Linked DNA regions of Homo sapiens: region 1 is linked to region 2. Evidence: read pairs that join two places in POLR2A ChIA-PET (ENCODE). Cell type or tissue: PC-3. All regions are shown on one strand.

What was found. Peaks named below come from ENCODE experiments on the same cell type or tissue, not always from the same donor. Only the 100,000 strongest peaks of a DNase experiment are listed, where the experiment ranks them.
Region 1: POLR2A ChIA-PET joins it to region 2 with 14 read pairs; 2 of 35 experiments call an interaction of 5 or more read pairs at or near these places.

Annotation. Positions count from the first base shown.
Region 1 is chr17:15,786,952-15,794,951 of GRCh38, forward strand. LOC124903935 (a long non-coding RNA gene) reads left to right here and starts at 4,852. Exons shown (of 2, transcript XR_007065640.1): 1 at 4,852-6,094; 2 at 6,987-7,616. It also overlaps the pseudogene IL6STP1 and the pseudogene MEIS3P1. RefSeq lists an enhancer at 1-41. In PC-3, no CTCF peak of the experiment used is centred here; no DNase peak of the experiment used is centred here.
Region 2 is chr17:15,647,948-15,655,947 of GRCh38, forward strand. TRIM16 (tripartite motif containing 16) reads right to left here. Exons shown (of 12, transcript NM_001348119.1): 7 at 3,144-3,999. The coding sequence starts at 3,662. Among named protein-coding and RNA genes, the nearest start is that of FBXW10B, 32 kb to the left of the region's middle. RefSeq lists an enhancer at 2,962-3,911. In PC-3, a CTCF peak has its summit at 3,277 (motif pointing right); DNase peaks (open chromatin) are centred at 2,154, 3,374 and 3,884; H3K4me3 peaks cover 3,924 bases; H3K27ac peaks cover 4,840 bases.

The sequences.
Region 1 (8,000 bases), 140 kb after region 2:
TTCGCCAAGCAGGTTCGCTCTGAGAGGCCCTTCTTCTCCTCCAACCCAGAACTGGACAATCTGATGATCCAGGCAATCCAAGTGCTGCGGTTCCACCTGCTAGAGCTGGAGAAGGGAAAGATGCCCATCGACCTGGTCATCGAGGATCGGGATGGCGGCTGCAGGGAGGACTTCGAGGACTACCCAGCCTCCTGCCCCAGCCTCCCAGACCAGAATAATATATGGATTCGAGACCATGAGGATAGCGGGTCTGTACATTTGGGGACCCCAGGTCCATCCAGCGGGGGGCTGGCCTCCCAGAGTGGGGACAACTCCAGTGACCAAGGAGTCGGGCTGGACACCAGCGTGGCCTCTCCCAGTTCTGGTGGAGAAGATGAGGACTTGGACCAGGAGCCACGGCGAAACAAGAAGAGGGGGATCTTCCCCAAGGTGGCCACCAACATCATGCGAGCCTGGTTGTTCCAGCACCTCTCACACCCGTACCCCTCGGAGGAGCAGAAGAAACAGCTGGCGCAGGACACGGGGCTTACCATCCTGCAAGTCAACAACTGGTTCATTAATGCCCGGAGACGCATCGTGCAACCTATGATCGATCAATCCAACCGCACAGGGCAGGGTGCAGCCTTCAGCCCAGAGGGCCAGCCCATCGGGGGCTATACCGAGACAGAGCCACACGTGGCCTTCCGGGCTCCAGCATCAGTGGGGATGAGTTTGAACTCGGAAGGAGAATGGCATTATCTATAGAGGCTGATGCGGGAGAGACCCAGCCTCCGGCTGTGACCCCCAGCCTCACACCTGGCTCTGGTTCCCGCCTGGTCCTCTGGCTTCAGGATCCCACCTCCAAAGGCCTCTCCGCTCAACGCCTACCTCCCTAGGGCCCTGCTGGGACATGGGGGCCTGAGTGCCCACCCAAGGGGCTCTCAAGGACACCGGCAAGGCCTCCAGGCTCTGAGCCCCGCTTCTGCCTTCACCTCTGCCTGGGACCCGAGCTGGGCTCCTGGGCCTTGGTCCCCAGAAGATGGCAGCTAGGGCCTCGCCGCGAGGACAGAGAAGGGACAGGGTGGCTGGGCAGTCAGGGAAGGAGGGTCGCCCGGATCCGACATTTTGGAGAGATTCTTTCACCCTCCTGTCCCCCCCACCTCCCTTCTCTAATTTCTTCTTTTTTTAATGATAAAGTCTTAAAACACAGAAAAAAAAAAGACTTCAGAGAATTAGGTAGATGAAGCACTTTATACAGTATATATCTTCAGCTTAAATTTGTTTTGAGTATTTTTTTTATTTTTAAGTAGGCAAAGATTTAAAATTTTTTATTTTTAGTAAATGTTTGAAGCAAACTAAAAAGACGTGGGCAATATTTACCAAAACAAAACAGAACCCAAAAAATTGTACATCTTGATCTTAGCAAATATCCTTATTGTAGAGACACTTAATAAAGAGATGGTATTTTAATATCTGCAGTTCTGAGGTAGGGTGTAACTTAGTTCTACATTGTGATTTAGGAATTTTTAAACCTTTCTTCTTCAGGGGAGAAGTGACCCAGGCCTCGAGTTTAGTGCTAAAGCCACTAGTGTACTTATGCTGTCACCTAACCACCACATGCGACATGGAGGCAGAGGCTAAATATAGGGGCTTTCTTAAGAAAGTGAGAGGAAATTAGCAAGCATTATTAGTGTTTGACTACTGCTATCAAGTGAATTCAAAGGAAACAGGTTTTTATGCCATATTTAAGTTACAGAAACCAGGCATGCTTAGAATAGTTTCTAAGGTGACAGAGTGAGACTCCATCTCAAAAAAAAAAAAAAAAAAAAGAATAGTTTCTAGAGGTTATTGGAGAATAGAAAGCTAAGAAAACTTGGTATACATTTACAATTGAAATATAATTACACTTTTTACTCTCAGAATATTATTCAGATTAGACTTCCTGTTTATCTTTTATATTCTTGCATTGATATAATGCCTGATCCTTCAAAGTTCTTTCACATATTATATGATCTTCTTTATGAAAAAAAGTAGATGCTTTATTCTGATATATTCAGTTTCCCACTTTAGGCAAAAGTGGATTAATAGAATGATGAATTCAAAGTAGATGAGGAAAATCAGGCACAGAGAAGTAAAGGTAGGTACAGACCCAAATTCACACAAGATAATGACATCACCAGCGTTTAAGTTGATCATCAAAGGCTGGGCTGGATTTGTCTTGCTGTATGTGTCAGGAAATTTATACCTATTACATTTTCCATTTTCTCAAAATAAGTCACATGATTGTAATGTTTAGCTGCAACTTTTCTCCTAATAAATAGTGTCATGAAGAATGTTATAGTGCGAAGTTTGTACATTTCAGGGTCAGTTATACAATGTGAACTCTTTATCTACGGGAATGAGAATGGAGGATCATTGAAGGCCATGATATAAACAAATTTGCATGTTGAAGCCTGTATAAAACATGGTACAGTGAGTGAATGCCCCCATCCCCAAGAACACTTTATACATATTAAATGGATATATGATTACTGTGCAAAAATTCATTCTGGAAATGAACATATATTTGAGCACTAATATGTAATGTACATCTTCTGCCCTAAGGAGAAAATAAATCATAAAACTTGTTTTACATTCAAAATTACTTTCCCGAGCATGTCTTAGAGTAATCTACGTGTTGATGTATGTAAATTGTATTTTAGGTAGGCAAAGAAACAAGTCTGGTTATTTATGTAAAAACTAGTCTAATAAAGTGAGTGGCTTTATCACTTTGAATCTTTAGTGTCTAAAAGTGGTGTTTAAAGTAATACTAGCACATCAGAAAACCTTGTGTGGACAAAACTAGTTCACTCACTGCTTCTGCAACTGCAGTTCCTCCCCTTAGGTTATAAAAAAAAAGGACCCAAATGTTACATGTGTTGATATTATGACTTGTCAGTTACTGATGTCTGTGGTATCCTACCCTCGTCTCTGAAACGGATAATACTGAATAATTATTAGAAAACTACAAGACTTCACACTTTGTACCATTAAAACCTAAAATTTTAATCCTATCCTTTTTTATTACAGATCAATCAGCACTCAGGAACAGAGCAGCAAGGAAAAAAAGGAAATTTCATTCATATGTTCTGTGTTCATATCTCTTCAGTACCTAATTGTTCATTTAATTTCAGCCTTATTCCTTCATAAGGGGTTTTACCACATGAAGTCATCCGATGACCCTAGCTCTTATTGTGAAGTTGAAGATGACTGGAGTATACTTACAAATGTTACAACTTAAAAATGTTACAAAACATTTATTAAAGCTCATATTTAAAGTAGAGCATCCAGTTTGAGAAGTAGACATCAATTATTAAAGATGTCTTTTTTCTCCCCATTTAACTAGTTAAAACCATGATGTGTAAATGTAGAAGTAGAATAATCATATGGAATTCCCTAAAATATTTCTGTTTACTAACATATATTGACCAAGTACATCAAGCAGGAGAGCTCTTCCTTCATTCTGTTATAGTCCACATCATTCTAATTTTGCTCAGTTGTTATTAAAAGCATATTCCTAAACCATACACTTTTGTTTCAATAAAGTTTTATTTTGTTGGGATGAATAAAATATCAAAGTTATAAGCTACATGAGACAAAAGTTCAATTGTTCAAAAAATTTACTGGGACAGCTTTCTATTATAGGTATTGTTAAATTATATTGCTCTGATAAGATTACTTTCTTTAAAAAGTTTGTACTTTTCTGTAAATTGAAAGAATATGGAGTCATAAAATGGCAAGTGTTTTAGGGTTAGCGTAAAATTGGGCATTGTCATTGATTTCATAGATGATATAAACTAGCAGGCTTACAGCCTAATTCTTCTTTGGACTGGTCTTTGGCAGCAGTTCCTTTTCAGACTCAATAAACAGAATTCAGACAGATGTAAGTCAAAACAAAACTTTACAAAGCCAAGTGTATTATCTTTTGCATTAACCTATTTTTTCCATCATACATGCTACTAGTATGTGCATTAGCATGATATTCTCATATACATTGCATTAAAAATTAAAAGGTAGCAGCTCAGGGTGAGCTCTTCTGTCATTCATTTGTTCCTAAATTTTTAAGGGCTTTTTCTCAGTCAATATTTGTATAAACTGGGTAGTTTAACTTCATTACCCATTTCATTAAAGTTGATGGATTGTGATGAGATGCATTTAAGGCCAATAGTGACAGATTTTTTTTTAATCTCTTGAACACAAGCTTTGAATGATAACTACAGGTTTTAAGTGCTGTTAACATTAATACCATAATGTGATGTGTTAGAACCAAAGGGATATTTTAAAGGTAGATATCTGAAAATTCTCTAGTCTCAATGTATATATGTATTGAATATACTCTAAAAATAAATGTGCAATTTGCTAGTAGGACAATGCAGTGATTAGCATTAGGTATGTTTCTTCTTTTATATCCTAGCTATGTCCCACTTTCTTCTAAGTGCAATCCTTTCATGTTCACTTGTTGTTTTACCCCATCTACTCTAACTTCAGTTGGAAGCCTTGTCTAGAGTATAGTATGTGTTTTTACCTTTGCAGTGAATTGCATGTGCTAATTGTAACCACAGCTATTTTTATGTTGACATAACTCCAAGTGTTATATTAAATGTTCTATTTTATATTAGCTCTAATCCCTTAAGTAAATTTTAAGAAATAAATTCTTGTTCAAAAAAAAAAAAAAAAAAAGAAGTGCTTCCTTGTCCTAAGGTCATGACAACTTTCATGTAAGTTAACTTAAATATGGAAGCTTTATTGGCTTGCCTTTAACATTTAATTTAGATCTACAATGCCCATGGAACTAATTTTTTCTGAATATGTTTGGTTGAATGAAGGCTTTTTTTTTTTTTTTTTTTTTTTTGAGAAGGAGTCTCGCTCTGTCGTGCCAGGCTGGAGTGCAGTGGCGTGATCTTGGCTCACTCCAAGTTCCGCCTCCCAGGTTCACGCCATTCTCCTGCCTCAGCCTCCCGAGTAGCTGGGACTACAGGCGCCCGCCACCACGCCCGGCTAATTTTTTGTATTTTTAGTAGAGATGGGGTTTCACCGTGTTAGCCAGGATGGTCTTGATCTCCTGAACTCGTGATCCGCCCGCCTCAGCCTCCCAAAGTGCTGGGATTACAGGCATGAGCCACCGTGCCCAGCCGAAGGCTTATTTTTTTCCATATTGATATCCAGTTGTCTTATCACTTTTTAGTGAAAAGACCATCCTTTCTTGTGCAGTGCCACCTTAACTATAAATTAAGTGTTCATAAAATGGGTGTCTATTTCTGGGCCTTCTCTTCTTTGCCATTGATTTCTTTTTCTATTACTTACCAGTATTCTATTAATATCCAGTAGAGCAAATCTTTCAATCTTGTTTTTCTTCTTAAAGATTAAGTTTTTGGTTATTCTTGGTCTTTAGTGTTTCCATATAAATGTCATTTATTAAGTATTTTTGCAATTTGATTTCCAACTTAATTGCTCTGTAGTAAGAAAACATACTTTGTATGATTTCAGTCCTTTTAAATTTGAGAGGTTTTTAGTGTATCTCAACATGTGGTAAATTTTAATAAATATTCTGTGTCTTCTTGAAAAGGATATATCTCCAAAAAAAGTTTTAATTTGAAAGATGTTCTATATATAAGTAGAAAAATAAGAGGAAACTCAGATCACAAAATATAGAAATGTCTATGGGGCAAAGAAAAATGCCAGAAACTTACCAAACTGTCTTAAGTGCAGGCTTCATCGCTGATCCCTGGCATAATACTCCTTCGCACAGAACTCCATAAGTATGTGCTGATGTTTTTAGGTATCAAAGTCATGTGACTTAGCATTACTTGAGACAAAATATTTTTTTCTTTTGCCTTGGGTGTACCAGCTGTTGGCTAATAACTCCAAGAATAGGATGTTATTAAACTTTAGAAACATTTGCTTTCAGGATCTGCCAGATCATCTTTTGGAGATCAGAAGCTTGAACTTTCCAGTTCATCCCAGCCTGGATCCAGTTATGATGTATATAACCTGTTCTGTATGTATCAGCACATTTCACCTGATTTGAGTCTACGTTTTCCTCCCTGCTCAGAAGTGACGAGACTGTAAGGATCAGGTATGAAATTTTTTTATGCTTTTCCTCTTTGTGTTTCTCTTTAAGAAATGTAGAATTCGGGCCGGGCGCGGTGGCTCACGCCTGTAATCCCAGCACTTTGGGAGGCCGAGGTGGGTGGATCATGAGGTCAGGAGATCGAGACCATCCTGGCTAACACTGTGAAACCCCGTCTCTACTAAAAATACAAAAAATTAACCGGGCGTAGTGGCGGGCGCCTGTAGTCCCAGCTACTCGGGAGGATAAGGCAGGAGAATGGCGTGAACCCGGGAGGCGGAGCTTGCAGTGAGCCGAGATCAAGCCACTGCACTCCAGCCTGGGCGACAGAGCCAGACTCTGTCTCAAAAAAAAAAAGAAAAGAAATGTAGAATTCGAATCTAAGATCTGAGAATAAACAAATGATTCTTACTATTAAAGGCAATTTAAAAATAAGAAAAAAGCAAGCTTCCTAAATGTTGTGATAAATATTATGACTTCCCTGTAGTGTTATATCTAACATAAAAACTGAAAGGTTAATGAGTTATGTCTGTTTGTAGTTCTAAATTCCATTGTAGTTTTCCTTTTTTGAAAGAAGTTTTGGTTCAAGAGATCTTTTGTACAGCATAGGGACTATAATAGTTAATTATGACACATTCTTAAAAAGTGCCAAGAGTGGATATTAGGTGTTCTCAAATCGCTTTTTCTTATCACTCAAAAGTGGTAACTGTGCAGTAATACATTTGTAAATTAGCTAGATTTAATCATTCCACAATGTACACATACTTTAAAACATGTTGTACACGATGAATACATACAATAAAAAAGAAATTAGCTGCATGCCAGATACAAGAGAAAAAACATGAAAAAGAAAGAAATTCTGTTTTCAAATTATTTTGTGTTGTTGTTGTTGTTACAGGGTCTCACTTTGTCCCCCAGGCTGGAGTGCAGTGGCGTGATCTCACCTCACTGCAGCATCACCCTCCCAGGATCGAGGGATTCTCACACCTTGGGACCCCCACCCCCCAGCAGCTGGGACTACAGGCATGTGCCACAGGCACACGCCTGAGTAATTTTTTTGTATTTATTGTTGAGACAGGGTTTCACCATGTTACCCAGGTTGGGCTCGAAGTCCTGGGCTGAAGCAATTCCCCTGCCTTGGTCTCCCAAATTGCTGGGATTACAAGCGTGCACCACTGCACCCAGCCCAGAATATTTTGCATACATTTTGCCTGTCATTTGTCTATTTATAAATTCTACAACAGATATTCGTACATAGATATGTTGTACAAAACACAATATTTTTTCATTTCTTCTGTATTCAGTGAAAATGATAAATTTAGAAACTCATGATGTGATTAGAAATATAAACAAAGAAAATGCTTAAATGATTATCGAACTTTTTTAGTTTCATATTTGAGACTGTATGAATTATAGTCTACCATGTTTGCCTGTGATTCACAAAATTCTGTTTTTCAGGATATATATATATATATATATCAACCACTGAATTTAGTGTAAGGTACTGAAAATAAAGAAGAAATACTTATTTAAGGGCCTGCCTTGCGTTCACTACTGCGCTAGCATATACATTTAACATGCAAAGTTCCTTTCATCAGAGTTCCTACAGTTTAGAAGGGAAACTAAAATTACAGACGAGAAATATAGGAGCACATGGGATTCAGTATTGATTTTTTATTTTTTTATTTTTTGAGACAGTCTTGCTCTGTTGCCACGCTGGAGTGCAATGGCGCAATCTCGACTCACTGCAACCTCCGTCTCCGGGATTCAAGCGCTTCCCCTGCCTCAGCCTCCCGAGGAGTTGGGACTACAGGCCCGCACCACCACGCCCGGCTAATTTTTTGTGTTTTAGTAGAGACGGGGTTTCGCCATGTTGGCCCGGATGGTCTCACTCTCCTGACGTCGTCATCCA
Region 2 (8,000 bases):
GGGCGTGGTGGCTCACGCCTGTAATCCCAGCACTTTGGGAGGCCGAGGCAGGGGGATCACCAGGTCAGGAGATCGAGACCATCCTGGCTAACACGGTGAAACCCCATCTCTATTAAATATACAAAAAAATTAGCCGGGCGTGGTGGCGAGCACCTGTAGTCCCAGCTACTCGGGAGGCTGAGGCAGGAGAATGGCATGAACCCGGGAGGCAGAGCTTGCAGTGAGCCGAGATTGCACCGCTGCACTCCAGCCTGGGTGACAGAGCGAGACTCCGTCTCAAAAAAAAAAAAAAACAAAAAACAAACAAACAAACAAACAAAAAAACACAAAGGGGCCTGGAGATGCTGGTCTGGGGTAAAGGGAAGTGCTGAGGTCCCCATGAAAAATAGCTGGGCTCTGGAAGCTCAGCAGGAGAGAAAAGATAATCAAAGAACACCCACCTCTCAAAGCACACAGTGTCTGCCCACTGATATGGCTAGAAACCATAGGAGCTTCAAAAAGGGTTCACTTGGTTAACTGAGAAATTAGTCATTCTGTGGATCCTAAGCAGGATCTCAGCCACTTTGTGTCTTCATGGCTGACCCTGCTGTTTGCAGTTTCCTATACACAGCATGCCTGTCCGAGTAATTAGCCCTTCGCATGACCCAAAGTGACCTTCAGCGAGTAACTCTAGCAGGCCTGGGCTAGCTGAAGGGACTACTGGGCTTCCGGAGCCTTAGTTATGTCTGATGACTTTCAAAATCATCCTGGTGGAGGCTTTAGCCTCGTCAAGGTACTGTGTCTTCTAGGCTGGTCTCCTGGGCTCCCTGCAAGAAACCTTTTGGCTTCTAAGATTTGGACAAGCCACCTAGAGTGTGGCTACACTTACAGAGTAAACTTGCTCTCCGAGCTGAAAACAAGGACACAGGACAAGGACACAGAAAGGACAAGAGCTCTTTTAAGCAGACCAGAAAGCAGAGGGGTCTGGGGAATGGGGTTTTAGCACTGTACCTAAAGCCATGTTGCTTTTCAGCCCCAAACTGCCCTCAAGCCCATTCCTCAGTTGTCCTCATTTTACCTTATACACTTCTCTCCTAGGATGTCTGAATTCAGAGTTCTGCGCGTGCTCTACACAACTCCTCCTGCTTGGAATTGCAATTACCCCACATCTCTCTAATACATTAGGTGCCCTGTTTTTAAAATTTATATTGTATCTCTGTTGGTACAGGCATAGAACATTTCTGCAAGGAAATAAGAAAGTGTAGACAGTATTAGCCTTCGAGGAGAAAACGGAGGTTTGGTGATCTGGGATGGACTGGAGACCCTCCTTTCCTAGTAAAATTGATTGCACTGTTTGATGGAGATTATTATTATTATTTGAGATGGAGTCTCGCTCTGTCACCAGGCTGGAGTGAAGTGGCACGATCTCGGCTCACTGCAACCTCCGCCTCCCAGGTTCAAGTGATTCTCCTACTGCAGCCTCCCTAGCAGCTGGGACTACAGTCGCCCGCCACCACACCCAGCTAATTTTTTGTATTTTTAGTAGAGACAGAGTTTCACCGTGTTAGCCAGGATGGTCTCGATCTCCTGCCCTCATGATCTGCCTGCCTCGGCCTCCCAAAGTGCTGGGATTACAGGTGTCAGTCACCGTGCCCGGCTGGTGGAGATTATTTTTTAACATCTTCATGCATCACTTTTCCAGTTAAAAATAATAAAATTCTTGTATATGTGTGGCAGGTTTTGGTGCAAAAAAAGAGGATAATATTGTGATTTTTGTGTCCTTTCTTCATGTCCCTCCAGTAGGATGGCTTTCCAGAGGCTTCCATTCCTCACTCCGTGACTTAATCGACTATGAGCTTGGACAAGTGTGGTGGAGATAATGAGGATATGAGATAACTTCATAGTTATTTGAAGATTGGGTGAGAAAATCCACAAAAAGCATTCAGCACATGGCAATACTCAGTGAAGGCTATTTTCCTCAACTACAGGAGCTTTTTCCTTTGATCTATTTCTTGATCTACCTGTCCTCCTGATGGGACACTCCCTACCCTGGGAACACTGGAAACAGTTTGGCAAGTGGCTTCCCGGGCCGGAAACAGTGACTCATTGGCATCTGGAATACAGAGGTTTCCAGAACAATCCCACTAGCACCAGCTAAAATCTATGTCTAGGGATTGGCAGAGAGGAGGGGCCCTGGCAAGTAGACCCCCTTTCCTAGAAACCTCTTTCCTTTGATGCCAGGGAACATTTGCCAAGAAATGGCCATAGGTCTGCCACCTGCACTCAGTGTCAACAGGGAACTTCCTTGATGATTAATGTAGGAAATGTGGGGCAAACGTCAACTACACTTCCCGACTGAAAACTAAAAGTGTTCGCTGAAAGTCAAAGTAGAAGGAAAAAAGCATATGAGGTGCCAAACCAATTTCCAGGAACTTCTCCAGGATCTAGCTTTAGGCAAAGAAAAACGACTTGTTCTAGAAACAGTTTCCTTATCCGATGGAAATAAAATGACAGGCTATGAGCATGATGTTTCTTAGTCTCTCCTGATACCTCCATCTGGTGAGGAACTTTTATTATCCCTAAGCCACCTGTGACATTATACCTGGACCTAAGTTTCAAATTCTCTGCTATCTTAGCACTTTTCAAGCTCTTAGATTTCCTGTTATCTCCAGAGGGGCCCATTCTACTGGTCTCTTGTTTGAGAAAAAGAGAAACTGGGAGAAAGAGTTGTTCTTTTCTCTTGAATTTCTGCCAAGGTTTTATTTCATTAATTGACAATGGATGTGCCATGCAGATCCAGCCACAGGGACATATCACCGCCCTAAGCCCCCACAACTTCTGCACCCTCCACCCAAACACACATCACCAAAAGCTGTATAAGGCACAGCAGGAAACTAGCAAGAAGGAGGAGAGACAGACACAGACAGAGATCGCACAGAGACAGTGGGACAGAGATGGGGACGGAGCAACCTACTCCACACAGTTTCCAAAACCAAGTGCAATGTATATTTACACTGACCCAGCAGGCAGACGCTGAAGCTAGTCTTTTTCAGGTATGCTCAGAGCATAGTAGTGGCGTCAGTGGACCTAGCAGCTGCAGCCAGCTGGGCACACCATCCCCCACCGCCCTCTCCCAAATGGATGAATGGTCCCCAAGCACTCACCTCCTTGTCCCTGCGGGCTGCATCCAGGGAGACTATGGTGTGGCCACTGTGCTCCTGGCAACAGTCCTGGCAGATGCACTGCTGATCAGGGCAGCAGAAGGCAGACAGTGGGCTGTGGTGGGCAGGGCAGTATCGCCAGTTGTGGTCCTTCACTGGCTCGGTCAGCAGGTGGCTTTGCAGTTTGATGTTCACCTGATGCGGCTGCAAGTGCTCTTCACAGTAATTCACCATGCAGGTTAGACAGGACTTCACTGCCTTCACTCTTCTGGTGTCATCAAGGCAGAAGTCACACAGGACCTCTTTCCCCTCACCAGCAGGATCCCCCTGCTCTGCAGAGTCGCTGTCCTGTTCCTCCGTCTCCCTGCCAAGCTTCTCCGAGGAGCCCACGTCCTCTTCTTCCACTGGGCTGGCTGACCCAGAATCTGGGCTGGGTGACCCAGAGTCTGGGCTGAGAGGGGCTGGGGGCTGAGCAGTGGCCCTGGGCAGTGGCCCTGGAGCCATTAGATCCAACTCAGCCATCTGGGAGGCTCTGCTCCTAGGCTGTCTTTCTTCTGTCCCTTGGCCCAGGATCTGTGCAGCCCAAGTCAGACAAGAGAACCACGCCTAGATGATTGCAGCTGCTGCAAGATTTTAACTGTTTCCTCCCTCCCAGAGGAAGCTCGGCCACTCATTACTGTGTGCTGGCGCTGGATGGCAGCCAGATGCGATGACGACAAGGCAGCTAGAGTACTCAGGCTCAGGACAGCCGGCTCAGGCTCAGGCTGCCTCCCCAGGTCCAGCCCTGAAACTTCTATTCTTATGTGAATCATCTGAACCCCATAGGCTCTGCTGAAGACCACGTGTCTCTGTGCCTGCTCTGGAAAGGACAGAAGATTCCTGAGCTCTGTTATAAGCCTGTGTGGCTTTGTGTGGTCTGACAAGCGACATTTTTTTTTGTTTTCATTTTTAAAGAGAAGTAAAATGTAAGGACTTCAACACCAGGACAGCCATTCATCTACTCCCATCTCATAGAACTGGACATGAGGCAGCTAGGAATAGGATGCATGTTTCTTTTCTTTTCTTTTTTTTTTTTTTTGAGACAGAGTCTCACTCTGTCACCCAGGCTGGAGTGCAGTGGTGTGATCTCGGCTCACTGCAACCTCCGCCCTCCGAGTTCAAGTGATTCTCCTGCCTCAGCCTCCCGAGTAGCTGGGATTACAGGCACCTGCCACCGTGCCCGGCTAATTTCTTTTTTTTTTTTTTGTATTTTTAGTAGAGACGGGGTTTCACCATCTTGGCCAGGCTGGTCTTGAACCCCTGATCTCGTGATCCACCCGCCTCGGCCTCCCAAAGTGCTAGGATTACAGGTGAGCCACGGTGCCCACCTTTTTTTTTTTTTTTTTTTTTTTTTTGAGACACAGTCTCACTCTGTCGCCCAGGCTGGAGTGCAGTGTGGGATCTTGGCTCACTGCAACCTCCGCCTCCTGGGTTTGTGATTCTTCTGCCTCAGCCTCCTGAGTAGCTGGGATTACAGGCACCCACCACCACGCCTGGCTCATTTTTGTATTATTAGTAGAGACAGTGTTTCACCATGTTGGCCAGGCTGGTCTCGAACCCTTGACCTCAGGTGATCTGCCTGCCTGGGCTTCCCAATGTGCTGGGATTACAGGCATGAGCCACTGTGCCCAGCCAGGATGCATACTTCTGATGCTGACTTTTCCATATCATCTTCCTGAACATTCCAGTAATGTCCGTCACACTCGTGGAGATGAACATCACGTGGGTACTCAGTGGAGATCAGGAGGGTCAGGGAAGACTTGTCTCCTTCCACAGAATGCTCCCTTCAGGTTAACAGCCCTTTTGCCCACTTAACGAAACATTCCTAGACATGGTGTTATAGTTGAGACACTTGTTCCCACAAACCTCATGCTGAGATTTGATCCCCAATACTGGAGGTGGGGCCTGGTGGGAGGTGTTTGGGTCATAGGGGTGGATCCCTCATGAACGGCTCGGTGCCATCCCCACAGTGATGAGTGAGTTCTCGTTCTATCAATATTAGCTGCCACAAGATCTGATTGTTAAAAAAGAGCCTGGCACCACCCCCTCTCTTAATTCCTCTCTCTCCATGTGACCTGCCCACTCCAGCTCCCCTACCCCTTCCACTGTGGATGGAAGCGGCCTGAGGCCCTCACCAGAAGCAGATGCCAGCACCATGCTTCTTGTACAGCCTGCAAAACCGTGAGCCAAAAGATCTGTTTTCTTTATACGTTACCCCCACCCCCTCAGGTATTCCTTTACAGCAACACAAACACAGTAAGACGCATGGTGTGTGAGCTTGCCAGGGCTGCCATAGCAAAGAACCATACACTGGTTGGCTTCAACAACAGAAACTCATTTCCTCACAGTTCTAGAAGCTGGATCAAGTCACTGGCAGGGATGCTTTCTTCTGAGGCCTCTCTCCTTGGCTTGCAGATGGCTTCTCCTATGTCTTCACATGGTCTTCCCTTTGTACGTATCTGTGTCCTAATCTCCTCTTCTTATAAGAACACCAGTAAGACTAGATTAGGGCCCACCCTCAATTACCTGTTTAAAGACTTTCTCCCCAAATACAGTCACATCTGAGGTATTAAGGGCAAAGATTTCAACATACACATTTGTAGGGGAAGGAGACACAATTCAGCCCGTAACACACGGTCAGGGCATGAGCTTGGAAGCCTCTAGCTCCTTAGAAGAAAGAGGCTGCGAGGCATGACCCCTGGACGGGGGTACACAGTGTACCCAGCGTTTGCAGATGGATACAAAGGAATCCAGGATTATTCCAGGGTACCTGAACCCCAAATTCTAGAGCTTTCTACAGTTTTCCCTGGGATTATTTAATCAGATACATTTGAACTCAAATGAATTTGGAAGGCGAATGGAAGAGAGAGAGATTGGGTGGAGGGGGAGGGGTCAGATCCACCTAGCCCCAGGGATCAGGCATTAGGATGGTTCCAAGATATTACACTCCCTATGGCTCTGCATCCCTGCGGTGAGTTCTATAGGATTTGGATTAAACTAAATAAACACAGGGATGTTTCTTGTCACTGACTAGTACTTTTCAGAAATCCGAGAGACCTAGTGACTACTCAGAGTTAGAAGGCACCGAAGACTTTACAAATTCATTCCAGACACAGTGCTGTTTATTTTCAACCACGCATAGAATACGCATAAGTAGCCCTTTTTAGCGATGTAACGTTTCCTCACTGTCCCTGTCCTGACTGCCCTCTTCCACTGCTGAAGACCCTCAGGAGAGGTTTCCTTCTTTCTGATCCTGGCCAGGGTCAGAAACATGCATCCTATTCCTAGCTGCCTCAGGTCCAGTTCTACTGGAAAAGGAATTAAAAGAAATTAAAGAACGTGTAAGCAAAAATTCATTGTATGTAAGAAAACCCAATTCCCCCTGAGGAAGAGAAAGAGCTGAAGTCCTTTAAAAATTAACTGCTTGTTTTTCTGTGGCCAGTGAGCCTTTTCTCTCCCTTTCCCAGGCATTGTGAAGACGCTGTTTCTCTAGCTCTGCAGCTGCAAGGTCACTAGGCAGATAAACTCAAGTTGTAAAACATGTTTTTTCCTTGAAAAGTAAGAAATGATGTAATGCATGTCTTAATTGAATAACTGTCTTTGTTTCTCGCTTCTGTAATATGCTTCCCCCTGCACAGATCTCCCCCTGCCCCATAAAATGCTTAAAAGGTAACCAGACTATTTGTTCGGGCTCAGTCTTTTTGGATGTTAATCTGACTGGGCCAGTGCACCTAAATAATAAATAATAAGTATCCTCCTCAATCCCTTGGTCTCTTTGATTCCTTAATTATCCCACAGCACTATGAGATGGGGAAAGATGAATAGCTGTCCCGTCATTGAAGTCCTTATATTTTGAGTCCTTTTTAAAAATTGAAAAAAAAAAATGTAGCTTGTCAGAGACCACACAAAGCCATACAGGCTTCTGTCAGAGCTCTGGAATTTAATTTCATGGTTTTCATGTCTCCAGCCAGGAGGACTGGCTTCTCCCAGTCCAGACCATTGTCAGTGTTTTCTCCAGTATTAATGGACAGGTGGCTTTCCTTTTAATCCCTTTTTCAGAGTGACCTGGTACTGGAGGCTGAACTGGTCCACCCGCATACCATAGGGCCTCTGATCTCTCTGAGAATGGGGAAGAAAAGGTAGTTGCCCTGCCTGGCCCTTTCTACAGCTTCAGTAGAAATCAGAAGGCATACATCCTGCTTGGGTTTCCACGTGGCTCACTTCTTCCTCATTCCTTCCCTCCCTATCTCATTCCCACCCTTTCTTCTCTCATGAATTGTTTCATACCTGCTTCTCTATGGCTAACCCTTTTAGAGCAGTTCATGGGAGTGCTCAGCCCTTCATCAATGCCCCACTGAAGTCCTGAGCTAGCAGACATTCCACAGTGGTGTGGAAAACAGGAAATGGGAATGTGGGCCCTAGCCTGGCCTGTGCCAATCATTTGATCTCTCTCTTTTTTTTTTTTTGAGACGGAGTATCGCTCTGTCGCCCAGGCTGGAGTTCAGTGGCATGATCTCGGCTCACTGCAAGCTCTGCCTCCCGGGTTCATGCCATTCTCCTGCCTCAGCCTCCCGAGTAGCTGGGACTACACGCACCCACCACCATGCCTGGTTAATTTTTTGTATTTTTAGTAGAGACGGGGTTTCACCGTGTTAGCCAGGATGGTCTCAATCTCCTGACCTCGTGATCTGCCCGCCTCGGCCTCCCAAAGTGCTGGGAGTACAGGTGTGAGCCACCGCGCCCAACGCGTGTCCCCACTTAACCTTAGTTTCCTTGTCCATGAAATGAGTATGTTGTCCTAAGTCAGGGCCGGTAAATCAA